Linked DNA regions of Homo sapiens: region 1 is linked to region 2. A link is a loop called in an ENCODE intact Hi-C map of the cell type or tissue named here. Cell type or tissue: heart left ventricle. All regions are shown on one strand. Each heading gives the region's core, and the rest is flanking DNA. Links, peaks and the distances in the headings are about the cores only. Region 1 has its middle 10 kb from the start of HTATIP2. Region 2 holds the start of LOC107984418 (a long non-coding RNA gene).

Region 1 (4,391 bases), core at 274-4,273, 220 kb after region 2:
GAAATAAGGAATCGATGCTGGATAAAACAGTACAGCTGTCTGCTACAAGTGTTGTCACTCATTGATGTAAAAATAAACACCAATAGATGACACAGCATAAAATTTGCATGAATTTTTAAGAAAATATATATAATTTCATTAAAATTTATTTTTGCATTCCCCAAGCTCCAAAAATAGGTTTGCACTTTTCCCTACTCTAAGGAGTGTCTCGATATATTTACTCAATATTTACTGAGCATCCGCCAAGTGCCAGGCACTAATCCAGGTGGCAGGAATATAGTAATGAACCAAACAGATACAACTCCTGTCTTCATGGAGTTTGCTTTCTAGTGGGATGTTCACCTGCACCCACCCAAGCTTCTGCTCACAATCTGAGACGACTGAATAAGGCATTCATTCCTCAGCCCTTCTCCCCAGCTTTCTTTTAAACTGGGAGAAAAATATGTTTCTTAGCTCAGCTCTTCTAATGTCATTGCCAAGAGGGAATTTAGCCTCAAGGAACATTCCATGTCTTTTCCTCCTGGCTGTCTGCCTTTCAGTCTCTAGACTCTTCTTCCTCCCTAGAAGGGAGAGGTCTAGGCTGTGTTTTAATTTCCAAGCTCTTTGATCTCCAGCTGCCACTTTAAAGTTTGAGGTATGAGGGAGTGCCCTTCCTTTGTGTGAGTACAGCCTGCATAGTCTTTCCGGGTGTCATTCATTTGGTTTGGTGAGAAGGATGATTGTAAAATCTGAAACTGCTTGACCATCTTTTCTTGAAAGGCTAGGGTTTGTAGTTGGCTGGAGTGTCTTGTGTTTTTTGTTTGTTTTGTTTTGTTTTTTTACCATACCCTAGTATGGAAGAACTGAGCAGTGACTTTGTGTGATATTGACAGCTTTATGTACATTACCTCATTTAATTCTCTCAACAGCTTCAAGAGAATGTTGAGGCTCATTATTCCCTTTTACAGGATTGGAAAGGTGAAGAACTTTTCCATCTTACACAGCTAGCAAGTGGCAAACTTTCATTTTCTCATTTATAAGATGAGAGAATTAGATTAGATATTATTTCCTTTCCAGCTCTGTAGTTGTTTGAATTTATTATTGCAGTTGGAATCCTACGAATGGGTAGTACCTGAACAAGAACAAATAGCGGGCCAGGCATGGTAGCTCATACCTGCAATCCCAGCAGTTTGGGAGGGCCAAGGTGGGAGGATTGCTTGAGTCCAGGAGTTCCAGACCAGCCAGGATAACATAGTGAGACCCTGTCTCTATTAAAAAAAAAAAAAAAATTAGCTGGGTATGGCGGTGCCACCTATAGTCCCAGCTATGCCAGACGCTAAGGTGGGAGGGTCCCTCGAACCTGGGAAGTTGAGGTTGTAGTGAGCCATGATCAAACCACTACACTCCAGCCTGGGCCATAGAGCAATACCCTCTCTCGAGGAAAAGGAAAAAAGTAAAAAAAAAAAGGCCAGGCCACACCTGTAATCCCAGCATTTTGGGAGGCCGAGGCGGGAGGTCACTTGAGGTCAGGAGTTCGAGACCAGCGTGGCCGACATGGTGAAATCCCATCTGTACTAAAAATACAAAAAATTAGCCATGCGTGATGGCACATGCCTGTAATCCCAGCACTTTGGGAGGCCAAGGTGGGAGGATAACCTGAGGTCAGGAGTTTGACACCAGCCTGGCCAACGTGGTGAAACCCCATCTCTACTAAAAATACAAAAATTAGCCTGGTGTGGTGGCTCATGCCTGTAATCCCAGCTAACTCAAGAGGCTGAGGCAGGAGAATTGCTTGAATCTAGGAGGCTGAGGTTGCAGTGAGCTGAGATCGAGCTACTGCACTCCAGCCTGGGTGACAGAGACTGTCTCAAATAATAGTAATAATAATAGAGACTGCACTCTTAAATATCACACAATTCCAAGCACTTTACGTGGATGATCTCATTTAATCTTCACACCACCCAATGAGGTTGGTGCTGTTATCATCCCATTTTACAGACGAGGAAAGTAGGGCACAAGGAAGTTAATCGCCAGAAAGTGAAAGAACTGGGAACTGAACTCAGCTGTCTTACTCCAAAGCCTTTGTGCTTAACTATTACAGATAGTTCTTCTGAAGAGATTAACAGATGAAGAGGTGAAGAGGATAAGGAGAGTTTCAAATAGGGAAAATAAGGTATTATGAAATTTTAACTTCTGATGTTTCGATGAAAATTTGTGAGTGCATTTTATCTTTCTACCCATAGGGTTTAACACACGACTGGGCACCCAACCAGTAAATGTTAATTTATTTAATTAATCCATCACTAGCAACTTCTTTCCCTTCTGCATTCTCCCAAACTGCTTACTTATTTTAGCTTTTTCACTTGTGAACTATCCCACCCCTCAACTTAACCAAGTTAATAATGAAATATTAGCCAATAAACTTAAGGCTCATAGTCATTCCATTTCTTAAAAAAGCCAAGAGAACTAATAGTAAGCATGCTTATAAATAAAGATAAAAGGAGTTAACTAGAATTAATGGTAAAAAAGGAAAAAAATAGATCAAAGGGGATTTTCCAACACTGAATGGTACCCGGGAAAATAAAACATTTCCACCTTCTCTGGCGCCCTCTTGTGCTTCCTAGCTGCAACTGTCAAGATTGCGATGCTTCCAGGAGTGCAGGACGGTGATACTGGATCTGGATTTATGTTCTGCGTTGTACACACAAACCTTTATAAACTAAACTTGTTTTTCTTCCCTGTATGTTACTCTAATCAGTGCTTATGTCAGGAATTGTAAAATATCCTTTAACCTGGGTTTCCTAGGCTGAAATTGTCCTTATCCATTTGAAGTCCCTTCAGCTCCTGCTCCTGAAGACTCACACAATCTATGAAATGCGTTTTTGGAAGTATGTCTCCCTGTCTGACTGTGTTATTTGATAAGATTGTTCTCATTGCATTCTCTCTCTCTCTCTCTTTCCCTCTCCCTCCCCTCCTCCATCTACCCTCTTCCTCCTTTCTGAGGCCAAGGCTCTGAATTCTTTGAGGAGTTAAAACTGCAGGAAATTCCTTTTGGAAGAATAAAATACAGCCATTCTCCTTCCACTTTTCCTTTATTTAAAGGCAGCCTCCAAGCAGTGCTGCTTGTTCTTCATTGTCTTGCAGAGCTTTTTGTTCATTCCTTAGTAAAACAAGCGTTTTGGTTTTTCGGGTTCACTGTGTGTGCACCACAGGACTGTTACACAAAGCCATGGGAAACTAGCAGAAGCTCAGGAAGTAAATGTCATTAAGAAACAGATCCTACGTTGTATTTGAATCACCCTCCTTCCTTTCTGATGGCTAAATCTTTCTTATGAGGTGAAACTTTTCGTACCAGGATCTTTCTTTTGTTTGGATGCGTTATCTCCCAGGAAGCTCCTCAGACCCCAGCAAGTAGACTTTGGGTGTCCTGTCCCAGTGGCTGGATAAACAGGCTCGGATATTTCAAATTCTTAGTTAGAATTAAACTGGAACTTGTTTTATGTTTACATGAAACTGAATAATTAGTGATAATATTAAAATTAATAATAATTGGCCGGGCATGGTGGCTCATGCCTGTAATCCCAGCACTGTGGGAGACGAGGCGGGTGGATCACCTGAGGTCAGGAGATCAAGACCAGCCTGGCCAACATGGTGAAACTCTGTCTCTACTAAAAATACAAAATGAATCCATAATAATCATAATTCCTGATTTATAAGGATGTTCATAAGTTTTTTTTTTTTTAAAGGAGGAGAGTTGAACCCCAGTTTGCTTCAGGCCACTACATGGTCTTTCTAAGGTGAAGACTATGTTCATTTTCTTTATGGATATTATATCTTAATACCATGTCCTTCCACAGTGAATTTCTCCTTTAACTGGGCAGCAGTATGACTCAAGGAGTTTTTAAAACTGCTGTTCCTAATTCAGTAGGTCTAGGGCAAACTCAGGCATCTTTATTTTTCTAAAGCTTCAAGGGATGTCCATGTGTAGTCAGAATTGCAAATCGCCACCATGTGGCCACGTGGTATACTGTCACAGCACACAACCAGTGCTGTGTGGTATCTGATTTGAACTTTGCTATAAACCTATGCAATAAGCAGGTTTGCCATTACCCTCAACTTACAGATAAAAAGACTAAAACTAAGAGCTTGACCAAACGTACATAGCTAGTCAGTATACAAACTGGGGCTTATACGTGGGTCATATGACTCAAAAACTTATGCTCTTTCCATGTTGTTGGAGAGAACAAGATTGATTTTTTAAAAAATAAGGTCTTTCATATGCATTACTTCCTCCTCTTTCCTGCAGTGGCTACATCGGTCCATATTTTCATCATCCCGTAGGTTACTTTGGCAAGAGCTTTCACCAGAAGCCCCCTCCTGTCTTTATCTCTTCCCTGAACACTACCTTCGGC
Region 2 (4,391 bases), core at 210-4,209:
TGACATTAGCAGCCACTGTCCACTCTTCCTAACTGAACAGCAATCGTTATCACAGCTGTTTTTAAAAGGTCACTGTCTTTGTTTTATGCTGCAATAACAGAATACCTGAGACTGGGTAATTTATAATGAACAGATATTTATTTTTTGTGGAAGGTGAGAAGTCTATGGTCAAGGCGCCTGAACTCTGGGCAAGGACCTTCTTGCCGCATCATCCCATGGCAGAAGGCAGAAAGGTAAGAGAGAGAGAAAGGGGTGAGGCGACTGAACTCATCCTTTTACAAGGGACCCACTTTTGCAAAAACTAACCCACAACCCACTCCTTCAATAACAGCATTAAGCCACTCGTGAGGGCAGAGCCATCATGACCTAATCACCTCTCCAAGGTCCCACCTCCCAGCACTGTTGCCTTGGGGATTGCATTTCCAATACACAGACTTTGAGGGACACATTCAAACCATAGCAGTTGCCCCAGATCTTGCCAGGCTGGAATTTATTTCTGGCCTCCTGTCTAGTAAAGACCAATGTAGTTTCCTGTGATTGGATTGCGGCTAGGGGACCTGGGTTTCAGTTTAGACATTTCCATGAACTTGCTGCATTCCCTGTAGGGACTCATTTCCCATCTGCGGGCTCATTTCCATGAAGTTGCTGCATTCCCTGTGGGGACTCACTTCCCATCTGTGGGCTCAGGACAGTCAGGTGTGAAGCAAAGGCAACACATCAGTGAGCCCTCCCTCACTGCTGACCCATCCCCTTGCTTCCTTGACTTTTCTTTGCTCTGTATCTCAAGTGAGCGCTGGACCTGCCTCAGGCACCACTGCGATGCAGAGGCTTGGAGGGTTTTTTGGGTTCAGTTACAGTTTCTGAGCCTCTTGGCTCTGGTCACTTTTTCAGTGGAACACTTCTTCTTCCTTTTATTTTTTAAGAGAAAGGGGCTAGGCATGGTGGCTGACACCTGTAATCCCAGCACTTTGGGAGGCCAAAGCGGGTGGATCACCTGAGGTCAGGAGTTCGAGACTAGCCTGGCCAACGCAATGAAACCCTGTCTCTACTAAAAATAAAAAAAAATAAAAAAAAAATTAGCTGGACATGTTGGCAGCCACCTGTAATTCCAGCTACTCAGGAGGCTGAGGCAGGAGAATCATTTGAACCTGGGAGGTGGAGGTTGCAGTGAGCTGAGATCATGCCACTGCACTCCAGCCTGGGTGACAAAGTGAGACTTTGTCTCAGAAAGAAAAGAAAAAGAGAAAGTTTCTCATTCTCTGTCACCCAGGCTTCAGTGCAATGGCCCAATCTCGGCTCACTGCAGCCTCAAAGTCCTGGGCTCAAGCCATCCTCCCACCTCAGCCTCCCAAGGTGCTGGGATTACAGGCATGAACCTCTGGGCAAAGCTTTGTCATTCTTCATACTTTTCGAACAAGGAGCCCTGCATTTTCATCTGCACCGGGTCCTGCAGATTATTACGTAGTGGGTCCTGGTGTGGATTCGTGTGCCTGGGTTCCGTGCCCATTCGTTGAGCTGGGGTACGGGGATCATCAGCTACACCCAGACCACACGGACCCAGAAGCGGGGGGCAGGGTTGCTAAAGAAAAACTGAAGAGCGTTACCAGAAGCAAGAATGGTTGTGGCGTCGGCAAAATTGAATACACGTGCGTATCGACACCGATGTGGGATACGTTCTGAGTAGTTGAGGGAAGACCCAAAATCATGCCGTCGGAGCTCTTCCTGGAACCGCACCGCGGCATGTGTGGCTCCATGGAGGGCGTGACGCACCGTGCAGCAATACTCGCAGCGTGGAGAGTTCCAGTCCCGAAATGGCAGCGTCAGGCAAGCTGCTTCCAATACCCCTCCCTCCGACAACCAGAAACAAATACCCAGCGCCCAGATCCACACCAGCAGCAACCCAGAGCTCCAGTCTGAGGATGAGACTGTTCCAGGGCCACAGAAAAGAGGAAAACCTCGGGCAGATGGTGAGGGAAGGGAACCTCCGTGTTCAGGACACCTCCGCCCATCCACATTCGGCCTGGCACCGATCCTGCGGAATCTCTCCCCAACGCACGGTTTCTACACTGGAACGATTGAAACTAAGGGGGTGCGCCAACTCCCCCACCTTCGCGGGTCCCCTGGCAGGAGACCTGGTCCTTGCCTTACCGCAGTAGGTGTGGCTGTGACTGAAGGGAGCGGCATCCCTGAGCACAGTCGGAGACAAAGGGAGGCGAGGGCCAACCCCAGCCCGGAAACTCTGCCCTGTAACTCGGCCAAAGGAGACGCCGCATTGGAGCGGCTGTTCCGCAGCACCATGCTGTAGAAGGTACGTTCCTCTGATGCCCTGTGCGCAAACCCCTAGCCAGCCTTCCCACACTGCCAGGATAACCCTTTTGAAACCTCCCCTGTTTGGGACAGGCCGTGCTCCCACCTTTTATTGGAGACGAGGCGAACCTGGGCTTAGGGCGCCACCTAGAGCCAAAAAAGAGGAAGCGACCTGGCCGCGAAGCTTCGCTAGGCAAGGATGTCCCACAGAAACCCAAACAAGCCAGACAGAGAAAACTGGAATAAATAATCCTTCATTGCAAAGACACAGGCGTATACCCACAAAAACACCAGCAAGCAGGAGACCATGACCTACGCAAAAGGACAAAGCAAAAATCCAGTGACTGGGCCTAACGACATGGCGATTGGTGAGCTCCCTGACCAAGAATTCAAAATAGCAGTTTTAAGGAAACTCAGTGATCTCCGAGATAGCACACAAGCGCATTTCAGAAACTTATCAAAGTTAACAAAATATTAAAGTAATTTTAAAAATCAAGCAAATCTTGAAACTGAGAAGTTCATTTGCTGAATCGCTGAAGTTCATTTGCTGATGAACTCGATAGACTCTCAACAGCAGAGGGAACCAAACAGAGGAAAGTATCAGTGAGCTTGAAGACTGGCTATTTGAAAATACAGCCAGAGGGAAAAAAAGGAAAAAAATAACTGAAAGGAATGAAGACCGCCAACAAGATCTACAAAAGTAACTCAAAACACCAAATCTAAGATCTACAAAAGTAATTCAAAAGACCAAATCTAGGAATTGTTGGTGTTCAAGAGGGAGCTGAGGCCGAGCATGTGGCTCATGCCTGCAATCCCAGCACTTTGGGAGGCAGAGGTGGGAGGACTGCTTGAGGCCAGGAGTTCGAGACCAGCCTGGACAACATAGTGAGACCTCGTCTCTACTAAAAATTAAAAAAATATTAGCTGGGCACAATGATGTGCACCTGTAGTCCCAGCTACTCAGGAGGCTGAGGCTAGAAGACCGCTTGAGCCTGAGAGATGAAGGTTGCAGTGAGCCGTGATCATGCCACTGCACTCCAGCATGCATGACAGAGTGAGACCCTGTCTCAAAAAAAAAAAAAAAAAAAAAAAAACCAAAACAGTGGGAGCTGAGCAAGAGCAAGGGGTAGAAAGCTTATTCGAAGAACTAATAACATAGTAATACCCAACCTGTGCAACACTCCTTTCCTGTGCCAGGCACTGTGCTAAGCAATTAACGTGTACTATCTCATTTAATCCTCTCAGCGACTCTATGGCGACAGTATTATTAATGGTGCTTCATGAAAGGAAAAACTCAAGGAAATATCTCTTCTTCCTATAGCGTGAGAGCCAGCTAAGGAGTGCAAGCCCCCCCCTCCCCAACCATGGGGTGAGAAGTGTCCCCTCTGTTCTCCCAGCAGTCCTGTGCTTCCCTGTTACAGAGTGCCCCCCAGTCTGCTGTGATGGCTGTGGCCCTGCATCTCTTCCACATGAAATGAGAGCTGGAGGCATGGCTCACTCCATGATACAGATCTAGTCCCTAGAACAGAACTAGGCTCCTATGGGGAAATGCAATAAGGACAGCGAACAAAGAAAGGGAGAGGTAGAAGGAAGCTCAGAAGTTTAAAGGACTCAGTCTGGCAGAAAAAGAAAGAGGGGTTGAGGAGGGAGTGAGATGAAGGGAAGTTGAGTGCAAGGAAGTTCAGAGGGGGAACTCTACAGAATGCACATGGAAAATAAAGTTAATCAGCAAGGATGGAAAGATATCTTAAACGTCAACATCAACAGAAAAAAGACCTAACTGTATATCAAATTGAACTTTAATAATTTAGTGGAATATAATTTTAATGGAATATAATCTTGTGCTTTGCTTTGTAGATGTGTTGATGGTCGTGGTATTGATGTAGTAATTCCAGCACTATTTGTGACTAAGGAATGTTAAAGCAAATATATTGTTTGGGGGAATAATAATTCTCATTCACTAAGAGAGAAGGGAGAAAACATATGGAATGAGAACAAAGGAAGAACACCACATTGCTGTATTAAATTAAAGATTACTAGTAAGACCTCCCTCTTGCTCCAGAAAGATAGATAGAGAGATGATA

Evidence for each region. A loop is a pair of places that touch in the nucleus more often than their neighbours do. Peaks named below come from ENCODE experiments on the same cell type or tissue, not always from the same donor. Only the 100,000 strongest peaks of a DNase experiment are listed, where the experiment ranks them.
Region 1: a loop joins it to region 2, with 6 times the contacts of the local background. A loop is called at or near these places in 92 of 110 quality-filtered maps.

The regions. Positions count from the first base shown.
Region 1 is chr11:20,351,441-20,355,831 of GRCh38, forward strand. No RefSeq gene overlaps it. Among named protein-coding and RNA genes, the nearest start is that of HTATIP2, 10 kb to the right of the region's middle. In heart left ventricle, for the core only: CTCF peaks have their summits at 2,587 (motif pointing left) and 3,987 (motif pointing left); no DNase peak of the experiment used is centred there.
Region 2 is chr11:20,130,153-20,134,543 of GRCh38, forward strand. It overlaps LOC107984418 (a long non-coding RNA gene), which reads right to left and starts at 2,237. Exons shown (of 3, transcript XR_001748477.2): 1 at 2,149-2,237. LOC124902643 (a long non-coding RNA gene) reads left to right here. Exons shown (of 3, transcript XR_007062615.1): 3 at 154-2,149. In heart left ventricle, for the core only: a CTCF peak has its summit at 2,448 (motif pointing left); DNase peaks (open chromatin) are centred at 2,099 and 2,349; H3K4me3 peaks cover 842 bases; H3K27me3 peaks cover 616 bases.